2 separate regions of the Homo sapiens genome follow, and region 1 is linked to region 2. The links are chromatin loops, found by intact Hi-C in ENCODE. Cell type or tissue: ascending aorta. All regions are shown on one strand. Each heading gives the region's core, and the rest is flanking DNA. Links, peaks and the distances in the headings are about the cores only.

What was found. A loop is a pair of places that touch in the nucleus more often than their neighbours do. Peaks named below come from ENCODE experiments on the same cell type or tissue, not always from the same donor. Only the 100,000 strongest peaks of a DNase experiment are listed, where the experiment ranks them.
Region 1: it touches region 2 in a loop (2.3-fold over the local background); 5 of 110 quality-filtered maps call a loop at or near these places.

What each region holds. Positions count from the first base shown.
Region 1 is chr2:229,440,949-229,448,960 of GRCh38, forward strand. DNER (delta/notch like EGF repeat containing) reads right to left here. Exons shown (of 13, transcript NM_139072.4): 8 at 6,368-6,592. Among named protein-coding and RNA genes, the nearest start is that of PID1, 170 kb to the left of the region's middle. In ascending aorta, for the core only: a CTCF peak has its summit at 4,283; DNase peaks (open chromatin) are centred at 3,736, 4,243, 4,743, 5,133 and 1 weaker place; H3K4me3 peaks cover 1,625 bases; H3K27ac peaks cover 5,000 bases.
Region 2 is chr2:229,130,151-229,138,162 of GRCh38, forward strand. All of the region lies in intron 2 of PID1 (phosphotyrosine interaction domain containing 1), which reads right to left. Among named protein-coding and RNA genes, the nearest start is that of PID1, 140 kb to the right of the region's middle. In ascending aorta, for the core only: a CTCF peak has its summit at 3,197 (motif pointing right); no DNase peak of the experiment used is centred there; H3K27ac peaks cover 1,899 bases.

The sequences.
Region 1 (8,012 bases), core at 1,913-6,912, 310 kb after region 2:
AATATATGCCAAATACTATGAGAATAATCTGTCTAAAATACATATCAGCTCATATATACCCAATAATGCCAAATGTCTGCAAGTCTTCTTAATCCAAACTCCTTAGCATCTACATTCTCCCCACATGTGTCCCCATGAGCATTTTCAGCCTTACTACCTATTGCTGCATCTAATGCATCTTATCCTGCAGCAAACTGGATCCACTCTTCTTTGAACTCCTCCCCCATGACCCAGGACTTCCCCCACGTATAAATCCAAACAATATTTCAGTGTCCAACTCATTGGAAATTCTGAACTATTGTTCAGAATTTTATATGAACTATTGTTCATATAAAAATTCAATCAATTGCCATCCTCAATACTTCAAGCATTTTAATTAATTAAGTTCTGTCAATGCCCTTCAACCAAAGACTACTAAGGACACACCTGTAGTTGAACAAGTTGAGTTTATTACCCATTGCAGTTAGAGAGACTGCACGCCATGGGAATCGTGGAGTGTCTCAATTAGAAGGTGTTAGATGGGATTTATTATAGGATTTGAACTCTGGTTAGGTTATTTGGGGAGATTTCACTCTAGAGTGAATGCTGGATGCTGTCAGAAAGCAGGAGCAATTCTTATCTAAAGAATGGGAAGGCTAGAGCAAGACCAATGCTGTATTTGGTAAAGAGGAAGCTGTCACTCTACATATGTGACACTAAGAACTGAGAGAAAGTGGATACTTGGTATTTTGCGGGTTGCAGGGTGACCTTGTTTTTGTATTGGACAAAATTATAAAGTGGTCTTGTTTTGCCTGACTCTATCATAGCCTCTGAATGGTCATATCCAATATCCGTGTTATGTGGAATTGTTGATGTTCTTAAGTCCAGCAGAAGACATCATGGCCCAGCTGTAAGCATCAGACCAGCTCCTAACGACCTCAAGGTCTACCTGTAAGTGCCAAGCAAGCTCCTGACATCAGCGGCTGCTCTTCTTTTTCTCAGTTCTCAGCATCATCATGATGTCAATATACAGATTTAAACATTCTCTAAAGCAGAGCACAGATTATGAAGAGTAAAGCAAACTCTCCCTTGCTACAGATGCAGCTGGGTGATCAGGATTCCATTTGGGGTCCCAATGGTGAGGTGGGCATCATATTTTGGAATACAGAAAAGGAAGGACATGAGGGCAGGATTAGGATCTGGAGGAAAAAGGTAATATATTCTATACAATCTACAACTCTCAAGAATAGTGTGATATGCAGATCAGAAACCCCCTACAGCATGTTAAATATAAGAATGCCTTCATCGGCCGGGAGCAGTGCTCACGCCTGTAATCCCAGCACTTTGGGAGGCCAAGGCAGGCAGATCAAGAGGTCAGGAGATGGAGACCATCCTGGCTAACACAGTGAAACCCCATCTTTACTAAAAATACAAAAAATTAGCTGGTTGTGGTGGTGGGTGCCTGTAGTCCCAGCTACTAGGGAGGCTGAGGCAGGAGAATGGTGTGAACCTGGGAGGCGGAGGTTGCAGTGAGCTGAGACTGTGCCACTGCACTCCAGCCTGGGCGACAGAGCAACGCTCTGTCTTAAAAAAAAAAAAAAATGCTGGTAAACTAGATAAAGTTTTTCTGGTTAATAACAGATGAAAGTTGTCCACTATACTTACTATACTTATCCAAAAATGTAAAGGCACATGGGCCTTAGTGAGCTAAATGTCTTCAAACCTTTGCAGGTATATTTATTTCTTTATTGCTGTTCAATTGCTATTAAAATCCTGACCATTAAGTCTTATCCTTGATCCTGTTTCCAGCAAATATTATCGGACTACTGATATTTTCAGGTCTGAGTTTAACAGAAGGAGCAGTGTCAACTGTGTCTTTCGGGACATACAGACCAGAAATGCAGCTCACATGTAAGGCATATGTAGAAAATACAAAAAAAAAATTACATCTAAAATCCTTACAAATATAATTTTCTTTCAAAAAATTTCACTTGGAAAAAGTCTACATTTCCTTTGGTTTACAGCCTATTATATATCTGGATGATCTAATTGAGTTACCAGCCCTTTGGTGAAGAAGAATGGGCAGAGGAACTTGGTTGGCAACTGTGCCATGTCTAGTCTGGGATTTCAACTGCAGTTGAAATGATGAGCATCTTAGATCTTGCTTGTTAAAAAAAATTATAAACATATTTCCACGTAAAAATCTCCAATGCCCTGTCCCTTAAATTCCCTTAAATAGTAATATGTGAGGCACATTCTATAATGGCAGGGTTAATTCAATTCCACAAGTTTAGAGTAATAACTCAAGTGCAAACTATCTTCCTTCCTGCCAGGGACTCCTTCCAATACCGGTCATGTACAGCTATTATCTGCAGAGGCCACCATTGTATTGAGAACACAAGCAATACTGTGGCTCCCACCTGCAGGGGAAATGGCACCCCCACCCCAGCGAGTTCCACCTCATCCTGTTTGTAGCAGCTCCAAGTTCTCACTTTCTTCAGCAGATTTCAATTTGCAATTTTTAAGAGAACGGGTAGCCTATCACTTAACACTGTCACTGGAAGATAACATTTCAGTAATTACTCAGTGCTGACATTTTATTATTTAATCTTAAAATCCCATCAGAAATCCCTAGCCCGAAAAGCTACAAACGAAGTTTGAAAATAAAACACCCGGCAAATCTGATTTGCAGTAATCAAAATGGCATTTTGTCAGATGGGAACTAATTATCAACCTGACATGACTTCAATCTGCTGCCATTTTATGAAATGAGATCCGTTTGCTCTCTGTAAAGAAGATCAGCCTTGCTGCTCCATAGCTAGATGCCCAATTTCACCTATTCTCGTGAGATTCTTCCATTATGCAAACTGGTGTTGAAGCAATTACATGCTCCAAAAGATGAAGACGAGAAATTTCACATTCACAGACTTGTCATGTTCACCTCTTAAAATGTAAGTTCTTGCCTGGTGTTAAGATGCCTTTTTTATTTTACACAGTCACCTAACAATCTGAAGAAACATCCCCTCTGAAGGCAGTTTCAGCTCCCAGGTTCAACAAGAGGGCCCTGTCACGATTACAAGGCTCTGCTTTGAGACTGCTGAACAAATGAAGGGATCATGTTCATTCCACGAACAGAATGCACACGTCTTCAGGCTTTTCAAGGCTATTAAGGGGCTACTGCTGGACCACAGACAATTATCAAGTCAAACGCTCCAAGTGGGCATGAATGTTTTAGCAGAGAATAGACGGAAGGAAAGTGGAAATTAAACAGGAGTGATTTCACCCCCACATAGCTCGAGAATCCTGCTGGAATCTCCACGGACAGAAAGAAAGAAGAGCTTTCACTAGTCCATGCCAGGAAATGGGCTGCCTGCCTCTCATTTCATGCTCTGACATATAACTCTCCTCTCTTTTCTGATAGAGGGGAAAACTGAGTCCCAGAGATGCCTGTAAATTTCCTATGGTTTTAGTCAATAAGCGAGGATGTTAGAGAGGTCCTTTCTACCACTCTCGGCTGCCTCTCCCAATGTGGAAAGAGAAACATCAGGCAGTATATTTTCTATTTGGTTGCCTCACACGTGTTGAAAAACTCTATTTGGTATTATTAAAAAACACTATTTATCTCTAACTCCCTTCAATTTTAAGTTTTAGAAATCAACTAACTATAAGAAAAAGTTTGGGTCAGGCATGGTGGCTCAGGCCTGTAATCCCAGCACTGTGGGAGGCCGAGGCAGGCAGATAACCTGAGGTCAGGAGTTCAAGACCGGCCTGGACAACATGGTGCAACCCTGTCTCTAGTAAACATACAAAAATTAGCAGGGTGTGGTGGTGGGAGCCTGTAATCCCAACTACTTGGGAGACTGAGGCAGGAGAATCGCTTGAACCCGGGAGGCAGAGGTTGAAGCCTGGGCAACAAGAGCAAAACTCCATCTCAAAAAAATTTTAAAAAAGAAAAAGTTTGATATAATTAAGAAAAGAAGTCAGAGGAGAAAGGGAGGAGAAAATAAAGTTGTTTTCTGGTCTTACAATATTTAATTCTTCTTTGTGGGGCTTCACAGAGAGAACGGAACTCTCAGGAGACAGGTAATAAAGTATTAAGGAAGTTTTTGTTCAGAATGCTGCTGAGGGGTATTTTCACATGTGTTACGACATCCAGAGCAGAGCTGGGAACAGCGTGCTCGTGAGTCAGTACGTGAGTAAGCCTCTGTTCTTCCAGCACAATTGCAGCTTGTTTAGTTTGCAAACACAAGTTGTCTCAGTGATCCACATTCCCAATAGGTAAGGGCCAGCGCCACACTGCCTCCTCCCACAGGACACGCAGCTCACAGCATGTGAGCCCGAATCCACATGGAAGAAAACTGGACCCTCTGAGGGGCAGCTATTCCTGTCTCCACCCTGGCTCTGAAGGAGAGCATGGAGGTCAACCAAGAAAAATATCCTCATGTCAAACACAGTGGAGAAACTGTTTCACTTCAAGGTTTATGAGATCCAAAAATGTTACTGCGATAGTTCATTTCGGGTGTCAACTTGGCTAGGCCATGGTTCTTAGATACTCGCTCAAACACTAATCTAGATGTTGGTATGAAGGTGTGTTTTAGATGAGATTAACGTTTAAATCAGCAGACTTTGAATGAAGCAGATGACTCTCCAGAATGTGCGTGGGCTGCATCCAAACAGCTGAGGACCTTAAGGACAAAGACTGAGGTTTCCCAAAGAAGAAATAATTCAGCTCAAGACACAACACAGAAACCTCGCCTGAGTTTCCAGCCTGCCAGCTTCCCTACGGATTTTGGACTTGTGAGTCCACACAATTGCATGAGCCAGTTACTTAAAATAAATCTCTCTCTCTCTCCTCGCTCTCTGTCTCCTGTTTCTCCGGAGAATCCTAACTACTAACATTGTTACAAAGCAGATTAAACAGCCCTATTCCCTCTGAATGTCAGAGCAGAGAGGAAAGAGGCACTTGGCAAAATATCAGTTGCTTAGAAAATCGGGGAATTAAGAGTCTATGTGAAAAAAGGCTTTTCAACACCATTCAAGTGCCAAATTGCATTTCTCAGTAACTTGTTGAGTTATTCGTTGAGTATGAGACATGCCCTTTGGAAGTTCCAGGCCAGGCACTGGAGCAGCAAAACCAGGGACACCGGCATTCGAATCTGGGCTCAGCCCCCATTCTGGGTGTGTAGCCACAGGCACATGACTGAACCTCTAGAGGCATTTCAAACCTTGGTGTAAATGTGACACTAAAAAGACCAGAGATGTGAAGCACCCGGCTCAGAATCTAGAAAGATCAGTGCTCACTAAATAGTGGCTTAGGGTGATTGCTGCTGATACAAAAGCTATTAATAAAACACAGTTCCTCCCAGCCCTAAGGAGGAGAGAGACACATACAAGGATAATTAATGTTCTGTTTCCAAGACCACAAAAGTGATATTGTAGGTGACTGTCGGAACCCAGAGGAAGGGAAACTGAGTCAGCCCCAGAAGTAGAAGTTTGTACAGTGAGGTGGGGTAACGGGGAGCACGCATTCCAGCTAGAGGCCATTGCACCAGCAAAGCCAGGGTCAAGCCAAACCAGATACTGGCCAGCCATACTGACTGGCCAGGGAGATGTGTGGGGATTCATTGTGCTGGGAAGCTTTCTAAAGAGCCAGCTCGTGTAAGGATGGAGACATACACAGAATAGAAACGAGAGGAAAGGGCTGCCCCGTGCATTCCTTTCTGACTACACTAGTGGGTTGTGCACACACAAAATTTTGACTAGTAATCACTCACTTCTAGGTATCAAAACCTCCATAATTAAAAATCTGTAATGCAAATGCAGAAGGCATTTGGAAATTAAATGGTAAAAGTTTTAAATTCTTACATAGGGAGCCAGTGATATAACATAATGTGCATAGAGTAACAATTTTAATAGATGACACAATTCTGAATGTATTGCACCGTGCTTTTCATGCACGTTAAGATGAAAGAAGATATTCTGTTAACTTAAGCACACAATAGTAAAAGATACACAACACAGTGAAAGTTCTGCAGTGACTTACAGTAAATTGATAAAAATGCTTAGCCTGTGATGAGATTAAGCCTGTTTTCAATTTTCTTTATTTTGCTTGTTTTTTCTACAATGAATGTGAGTTGATCATGAAATGATGAAAGAGTATTTTTTTAACCCTGCCAAGAGTAAATCTAAAAAAGAAAGTGTGTCATAAATGAGTGGAATTCACTTTTATTCACAAGTATATCAGTAAGTATACTTACTTACAAGCATACCAGTAAGTATACCACTTTTATTTACAAGTATACCAAGATGCAAAAGAAAAAGTAATGGTCTTTTGAGATTGGTTTGAGATTGAGAAAAGGAAGATGTACTGTGTAGGGGCGGTACCCACCTGGATCACAGAGGCATTTGTAGCTGGTGCCCACGCTGCGGCACGTGCCATGAGCACAGGGGCTGAGGGCACAGAAGTCAATAAGCTGGGCACAGGTCGGCCCTGTGAAGCCCGGGCTGCAGTTGCAGGTAAAGTGTACCCCGTCCACATAGCAGGTGCCGTTGTTCTGGCACGGAGACGAGGCGCAGGGGTCCACCTTTTCTTCACAAGCAGATCCGAAGTATCCTGTGAAAAAACACATGAGAGCTTAAAAAAACTAAAACACATTTGCACATAATAACTAATCAACTGAGTCTGCTCCACTGTATATGCATAACAATTAATTCATTCACAGCTTCCAGATATGTCACAACCCAACAAGATAGGTAGGTTGTTTTTCCCACCTTTAGTAATGTAGGGTTAAAAATATTAAGCCCCACAATTCCATTTTTATTGAAATATAAGGTATATGACTGTTTAGGAGTACATACATACGTGTACATGAATATATTTATGTGCACACATGTGTATATGAACATGTGTGTATACTCTAGAAATATATCAAAAATAAATTAATGGTAATTTCCTAAAGGAATATGGGATTTGGATCAGCAGAGGGCTCTCCCCTCTTATTTTGTATATATTAATGGGGAACACATTTCTTATTTTGCTTTAATAGATATGACATAATCCTGAATTCAAAAAATTAAAACCATATCAAATAGTAAACAATGAAAAAGTCTCTTTTTCATCCTTGTCCCTTTGTCTCTAATTCCCTTCTCTACAAGCAGCCACTGTTAACAGTTTCTTGAATATATGCTTTTTAAAAAGTTGATTGTTGTAAGAGAAACAAAAGTGATCTACCCACACAATGAAATACCACTCAGCAATAAAAAAAAAAATAAGTACTGACACATCGTATGACATGAATGAATGTCAAAAGCATTATGCTAAGTAAAAGAAGCTAGGCACGAAATACTACATATTATATAATCCCATTTGTAAGAAATGTGCAGGAAAAGCAAATCTGTAGATACAGAAAGTAGATAAATGGTTGCCTATGGCTGGGCCGGAAAGAGGAGTTCACTGCAAATGGACATGAGGAGTCCACTGGGGTGGATGGAAATGTTTTAAACTTGGATTGTGGTGATAGCTGCACAACTCTGTAAATTTACTAATATGCTTTGAACTGTACTTTCAAATGAATGAATTTTATAATGTATAAATTGTACACTTAAATAAAATTTTATGTTATATAAAATTATGTAAGGCTGTTAACTTTTTCTTTTAAATATGGTTACTGTGTAGGTGATTTTTATCTTGTTTCCTGTGTATCTGATTCAGTATTTCTTGTTAAAAAATTATACATGTGCATATGTGTGGGTCTCTACATCTGTGCATACATGTAGGTATATATGTTTAACAATGCTTTCCATAAAACTATACTTCTTTCAATACTTTAAGAGCAGTTTGAAAATTAAATATTATTCAAATTTTAGAAATAAAAGTTAAATAATTTCACTCACATATAGTTTGTATTCTAATAGTCTATTACACGTCTCTTGTTTACATTTAAGTTTCTATTTACTCATCTTCTTATAGAACTCCTAGCAATACTGACAATTTTTGTTGTTGTTAAGGACACATTTAATATGTAAACAAACCA
Region 2 (8,012 bases), core at 1,221-6,220:
TAATTAAACTGGTGAATCACAACTTTGACTAACTCTCTGTGTCACAAAGAGCATTGATAAGGAGTTGTCTGGAGAGCCAGACAGCCCTCAGCCCACCTGGAATGCTGCAGACACCCGTCCTTGCATTCTCAGGGCAGGCAGAACTTTCACTGCAGAACGTGCAAGTCCCAGCGCTTCTCAGAGACCAGAAGCTTGGCGCAAAGTGATGCCTGGGGGACAGTGACAGCAAGAAAAGGAAACTCTGCCTTTCTGGAAAGTTCTGAGTTTACTTTTTTAAAGAAAACATAGAAAAGTCTTTAAATAAATTATTTTTTAAAACTACCACATGAGAGATAGGAAAAGATCATTTGTTGAGTGGTGATTTGAACAGCCACTGAGGGATGTGGCGGAGCAAGTTAATGAGGAAACTCGTAGGCTTGTCAGGCAGTTTCATGGGTCTAGTTGAAGCTGGTGACTATGAATTTAGAGGCTCGTCAAAGTTCTCAATCCATGTCTGTTCACCTCCCCCACTAGACTGTGTTCCTGGAGGGCTTAATTCATCTTGCGTCATCAGCACCTAGCTCGGCTCTGATACAAAGCAGATGCCCCCAGTGTTAGCTAAACTCAGTGGCAACGTCTGCAATGTCTGATGGGTTATTTCCTGGGTCTGCCAGAAATGAAGTTTATTTTCTCACAGTTCTGGAGGCTAGAAATCCAAGCTCAAGGTGTTGGCAGGCCAGGGCTAGGGAAAAACCTGTTCTGGGCCTCTCTCAGAGCTCCTGGCAGTTACTGGCCTGTAGCTGTGTAACTCCAATCTTCACATGATGGCATTCTCCCTGGGTGCACGCCTGTGCCCAAATTTCCACTTTTTATAAAGATACCCACCATATCGGATCAAGGTCGCTCCCTACTCCAATATGACCTCATCTTAACTTAATTATATCTTCAGTTACTCTATTTCCAAATATGCTCACATTCTGAGGTACTGAGGGTTAAGACTTCAATTCTGAGGGGTCACGATACAGCCTATAACATCGGAGCATAAACACTTTAAATAAATACTACATTTTTCTTTTCTTTTCTTTTCTTTTCTCTTTTCTTTTCTTCTCTTTTTTTTTTGAGACAGAGTCTCACTCTGTCTCCCAGGCTGGAGTGCAGTGTTGCGATCTCAGCTCACTGCAGCCTCCACCTCCCGGGTTCAAGCTATTCTCCTGCCTCAGCCTCCCAAGTAGCTGGGACTACAGGCATGTGCCACCACACCTGGCTAATTTTTGTATTTTTAGTAGAGATGGGGTTTTACCACATTGGCCAGGCAGGTGTCAAACTTCTGACCTCAGGTGATCCACCCATCTCAGCCTCCCGAAGTGCTGGGATTACAAGTGTGAGCCACCATGGCCAGCCACATTTTTCTATGAGAACAAAGTCATGTGAAAAGAGTAAAGAATCTCCACATGTGAAAATCACCATTTTGGCTAAAGTTTAGAAGTATTAATAATTAATTTCATAGCTTAGGCAAAATGTCCATTGTTCCAAAAGTCATCATCAAATATTCACACTAGATACGAATTTCAGTAATTAATCCTATTTGTAAATTAAAAACCAAGATTTCAGCTTGAATAAATGATGAAGATCAGCCAAGCAACGTTCACTTCTTAAAAGCGTTTGTTTTGTGAAAAATGCAACAAGACTCCGTCTCGGTGGAAAGATGTGCTAAATATTCATTTATCTCAATATCAGTCATTGTTAAACAACAGTGACATGAGGGTGGGCAGAAGATTAGTTATGATCTAGTACTATCATCCTTCTGTCTGGGAGCAAACCCTCTCTAGAGCAGGATTAAGCTATCTTAGAAAAGAGCAATGTAGACAGTAACAATCTTTATAGTTCTCGCATCTGGTTTCTTGAATATTCACTTCTTTGTTTCCAGGGACTCCAGATGATGGCACGTGGTAGAACCATCTCCTTTTAAAGGTATATAGACTGCTCACTTCTGGGAGATGGAAGGCTTAAAATTGGCTATAAGAAAGGAAGGATACACTTATTATCTCAGGGGATAAAGAATTAATAGACAAAGCCTTGTTCTATCTCCTTGGGGTCATGGCTCCAATGAGCTTCTGAGGACCACAACCATCTATGTTCCATGTGTGACATCAGGAAGAAGGGGTCCCCTTCAAGCTCTGGCTCCTTTGTACTTACAGGATGGGCTATCACGATCCCAGAGAAAACAGTCGACATTATAAAACTGCCTTTCGAACCACATGATTCAGCATAAGAACATGAGAGATCCAGCTTTCGGTGTCACTATCACTGCCGGCTTTTCTGGCCTTGAAACTGGCCAGAAGTCCTTCTGCTTATTACCGGCTTGGATTGCTAGAACTTCAAAACAAAGTTTCAAGTGCTAGAAATTCTTAGTTTCTCTCTCATACATACTATTTTGAATTTTATATGAATTAGCTTTTAGATTCAGGTTACAAATTAATCCAGGCTCATTATGTAATTAAATGTTTGATTAGGAGCATTAATTAACATATTACACAGAGGCATATAATTTTATGAGACAAACTCTTTAATTCCAATGAAGAGATTCACCATGGTAACAAATTATCTGACCCACCCAATTCAATATGTAATTCCAAATGATTTTTCAAATTAACTAAAAATGCTGTCATTATTAAATAGGTATATTACAATGTATGCACTGCACTGTAGAGATTTTTTTTAAATACTTAGGCGAAAGATGAGAGAATTCTAAATATGCTTTCATAAATACACAAAGTAAAGATCAAGGCTGAAATTTTGAAAAAGGATAAAAATGTTGACAATTTTGTTGTAGCCAATGCTTTGTGCTTTAATTTTTTTTTAACCTGGCGACATTAGGAAATGGTGCATTTCATGCATTTTTAATCTTTCTGTGTTATCTTGGTAAGATGGCTCCTGGCACTCTACCTGGAGACGGATTTATTTTGATTGCTAGACACAATCTGTATTAATCAATCCAAGGCCAAGTACAATTTAGTTTGCTACTTCAGGAGCTGGATGGTATGCAATTGTTCACAGCTGTTTCTAATTACACCTTGATCCGATAATAACTAAATATTGTTTAAAGTTCTGGCAGTGACTACTTAAGGAGATGTGCAAGATCAATAAAGGAAAGTAACACTTCCAGGCATAAGCCTGCATAAATTAGAACCTGTAGAAAACACAAACACAATTCAGTAGGTGGCACTATTCCCTCAGCCAGAACTCTCTTCATTCCCTGTGACTTGAGTAGTCCTCCTACGGCAATCACCTTTACCAATTTCTTCCACGGAATTCTGTGACCTAAATTAGTATCAACAGACTAACCTCAAATTTATTGCCTGGCTTCTTCCCTTTGAGATACACAACCCAGATGAAAACTATGTGAATTGCAGATGTAAGAGTACAGAAGTTTGATTTCATCTCAAATCCTTCGATAATTAGGTCAGCATATTGTTACAGGTTACCTGAAAGTAAATTAATTCTTCATGCCCAATATCGACAACTCAACTGATTTGACCTCTTCCATTGATATGAGCCAATGAGATAACTTAAAATATTTAAACCAGCCAATGAGCAGGTTTTTCAATCTCAGAATTATTGACATTTGAGCTGGACAATTCTTTTTTTTTTCTTTTTTTAATTATTATTATACTTTAAGTTTTAGGGTACATGTGCACAACGTGCAGGTTTGTTACATATGTATACATGTGCCATGTTGGTGTGTTGCACCCACTAACTCATCATTTAGCATTAGGTATATCTCCTAATGCTATCCCTCCCACCTCCCTGAGTTGGATAATTCTTAACTAGGGAGAGAAGGATACATTGTAAAAATTTTAAAATGCTGAGCAGCAGCCCTGGCCTCTGTCCACTAGAAGCTAGTATCACTTCCCTAGTGTGACAACCAAAAGTACCTCCAGACATTGCCAGATGTCCCCTGCGTGGGGACAAAATCATCCCATTTGAGAACCATCAGTCACCTAATGATCTTCCTTTATACTAAAGGCCGATCTCTGGCTTCATTGCCAAAGACTGAACTATTCCACTAGCATTCTTTCAATAACAATGTTTACTACCTGTGTTTTTTTTTTTTTTTTTTTTTGAGACAGAGTCTTGCACTGTCACCCAGGCTGGAGTGCAGTGGTGTGGTGTGATTTTGGCTCACTGCAACTTCTGCCTCCCAGGCTCAAGCAATTCTCCTGCCTCGGCCTCCCAAGTAGCTGGGGCTACAGGCGCCTGTCACCACTCCTGGCTTTTTTTTTTTTGTATTTTTAGTAGAGACAGGGTTTCACTATGCGGGCCAGGCTGGTCTCGAACTCCTGACCTCATGATCCGCCCACCTTGGCCTCCCAAAGTGCTGGGATTACAGGCATGAGCCACCACACCTGGCCACTGTTGTTATCTGATTCCAAAAGTTAAAGCGTGAACATTGTTGAAAAATGTTGAAGCTAAAAAAAGTACAAAGAAAAATAAAAGCCACCAGGAATGGTCCCATACTATGATAATAACTGTTCTAACTTCAAGGGTATCACCTTATTTTTTTTTGGCATAAAGATGAATGCAGAGTACATGTAATACTATTTGATTTATTAAAATCTTAGAGTCATGTGGCAGTATTAAGCATGATTTAATGACTATATAGTATTCTTTCCAAGAGATATGCCATACTTATTTTAGCTGATCTCTTATGTCAATATATTGAACTTTTCACCTGATCACAGGTTAATGTATATTACTTTTACTATGTCCGTGGGATAAATCCCCACAAATAGAAATTTTATGTACTAACCTATTTTAGTTCTGCCCTCACACAAAGGGAACATAAGAGAGAATGAAGAAACAAAGAAGAAAAACGAAGATGGGGAATAAAGAAGAGGAGAAAATAAGAGAGAGAAGGCAAAAATAAGAGGAGATGGGAAAGAGAAGAGGAGGGAAAGATGTGAGAAAGGAAGGAGGGAATGATGGAGGGAAGAAGTGGAAGGGTCTTGTCTCAGTAGAGGCTAATCTAGAAATGAACTTGACTGGCAAAGCCTCCACTTGCTTTTCTCTTGGGTTTTGCATCGTTCACGTGGTTTGTTCCCCCGCAGAGATGACAATGCTCTTGTCCACCATTCAGGGGGCATATGCTTCAAGTTATCGTCTTTCAATTCTTCCTGTGACTAGCATGCATTCGTGAAATGGCATGTAAAAGTAAAGTGAGAAACCTTGAAAGTATTATGCTAAGTGAAAAAAGCCAAACTCATGAGGCCATAAATTGCATAATTCCATATGTATGACATATCCAGAATAGGCAAATTCATAGAGACAGAATTACACTTACAGAAAAACAATGATACATCATAGCTGTGAAGTGAGAGCTATGGGGTCTGCAAATGTACACCCAGATAGACTATTGTATGAAAACAGTAGCATTCTCCCTGGGTGGCACTGATGCAAAGTATTGTATAGAAAGGTTCAGATAAAATTACAGTAAAACCTGAGGCTATAGAAAAACCACTGTTCAGTACATCCAGTTATCCAAAACAGCGCTGGACTGAGGGATGTGTGGATGGGGAGTGATGCACGGCATAAAAACATGTCATGTCCAGAAGGAACCTGGGGGCAGAAAAAAAGACTTGAAGCTAAGGACAGGCCATGTTTAAGAGGGGAGAAGAGCAATCATGTGACATGCAGAACTCAGATTATTAGCAACATGCTCAATTTGTGCTTGTTGATTAATTAATGGAATGAGGTCTGAAAACATGGTCAGTAAACATAGTAGGCAGTTTCTAAGATGGCTTCTGACAATGTTAGGGTGGCTCACCACCTAAAATCCACGCCTTTTTACTCTTGCCTTGAGTATAAGATGGATTTGGTTATGACTTGCTTCTAAGATGCCACTTCTAAGTTTAGGTTACAAAAAAACTCTGTTGTCTGTCTTGCTCACTCACTCTTGCTGTCTCACTTGCTTGCTCAGATGAAAGCCAACTGCCACGTTTTGAGTTGCTCCAGGAAAGGCTTTTGTGGTAAGGAACTGAGAAATCTCTGGCCAACAGGCAGCAAGAAGCTGAAACCATCAGTCCAACAACCTGAAAGGAATTGGGTCCCACCAACAATCACCTGAACGAGGTTAGAAATGGAGTCTCCTTCAGTTGAGCCTTCTGATGAGACCAATGCCCCAGCCAACAGCTTGACCACAACCTCAGGAGAGACCCCGAGACACAGGTGGTCAGATAACCTGAACTCAGATTACTGAACCACAGAAACTGAGAGATAATGTTTACTGTGTTAAGCCATTAATTTTGAGTTAATTTCTTATGCAACAATATGTAACTGGTACAACAGTGTTTTCTGGTATTTCACTGGTTACCAGACAAAGATAATTGTTTTAAAAGTGTAATTTTCCCCCTCTCAAACTTAGCCATACATTAATGCCTCTAAACAAGTTACCTACATATGAAAATAACTTCTGCTCTTTACTGAATTAAGGATAATGAACTGTTTACCCTCCATTAAAAATCAATTAAGGAACGGCACTTTCTCTCTTTGATTTCAATCTATTGACTAGTTATCCAGAACCTCAGGGACACAAATTGACAAAGGAAATTATTAGTGCTATGTCATCCCCTGAGAAAATTCAGACAAATCTTCTCTTGAAATTCTCTGCCCTCCTTTAACTTAAAACTATTCACAGCCGTAATGGACAACAGCACTGATGGAGAACACTAAGTAGCAGGTTCATATATTCTATGCCAATACTTACCACGTATCTTTATGGTAAACATGTTTCTCTTGGAGAAATGAGCCATAAACTAAAGTCTATGCAGCAGAAAAATCCAACTCCCTTAAGGCAAGGGGGTATTTCCTACTACTAAGCTTTACTTTGCTCATCATAATGCGGGAGAAATGCAAAGGGAAGATGAGAGACTATTTTTATTTTTTATACATTTAAGAACACTAATAAAATCAAGTTCATGATCTATTTTCTTTAATCACAAAATCTCTGCATACATTATCAGTTTCAAGTAAAATAAACCGCATTGAGGAATGCAGTTCTCTGATTCCTCATAAATAGCTGCTCTGCTTAATACATTTGAGAGGATCCCAGGAACAAAAGAGCAGAGAGAATAGAATGATTTCTGTCAAATGCGCTACACTCATTTGTATGAGTAAGTAGCTTAATTGTGACATGTGTGTTTTAACAAAAAGGACTTGAGGTCCTGAGTGTGGAAAATAGAGCATCCCTACTTATCCTTTTATCACTCTTTACCATAAAACATATTTAAGTTAATTTCTCACAGTAAAGATGACATTTATCTCTTACCATAGGACTAGCGTTTAATACTTACTACATTTCAAATCAAGGACACTAAATTCAATCTGATGTTTCCAATTAGATACTAATGGTTTCAATAAAATATTTCATGAATCAAGGCAAAGAAATGAACAAAGTCCTGAAGGCAGGTAATGCACTGTAAAGTAAATCAATCTCTAGGTGCTGAAAGACTTACAAAAATAAATAAAGTAACAATAAAGATAAGCAGACTCTTCTACTTAGAAGTGCACAGAATAGGTGAATTTATGTCAAATGCATCTGCTTCAATTATGCATGTAATTTAAGCTCCATAAACCAGCACTAAGAGTTATGCTTTCTGTAAATGAAGCACTTTGCTTGGCTAATTTTTAAACATACACACATCAAGGCCATTGAAAGCAGACTGAATGAACTCCCCATTGTTCTGTTTGAGACACTGGAATATTCACAAGAGAGACTGTGCAGATGACAAATAAACCCATCGACAGTTCCCTACGTAGAACAGGTGAAGATTTTGCTTTGTGCAGATGTTCAAAGAGGGCCAAATTAAAACAAAGGGGTATAGATTCCCTTCACACTACGTTCCCCAGAAAACACTGGACCCTTAGCTGGTAGAATGGAGAAACCACATTCCTAGAGAAAGGCAAACAAGTTCCTGGATCCCTAGGCGATAAATAACAGCAAATTTGCAGGTTCCACTGTCTGATATGCAGCCTTC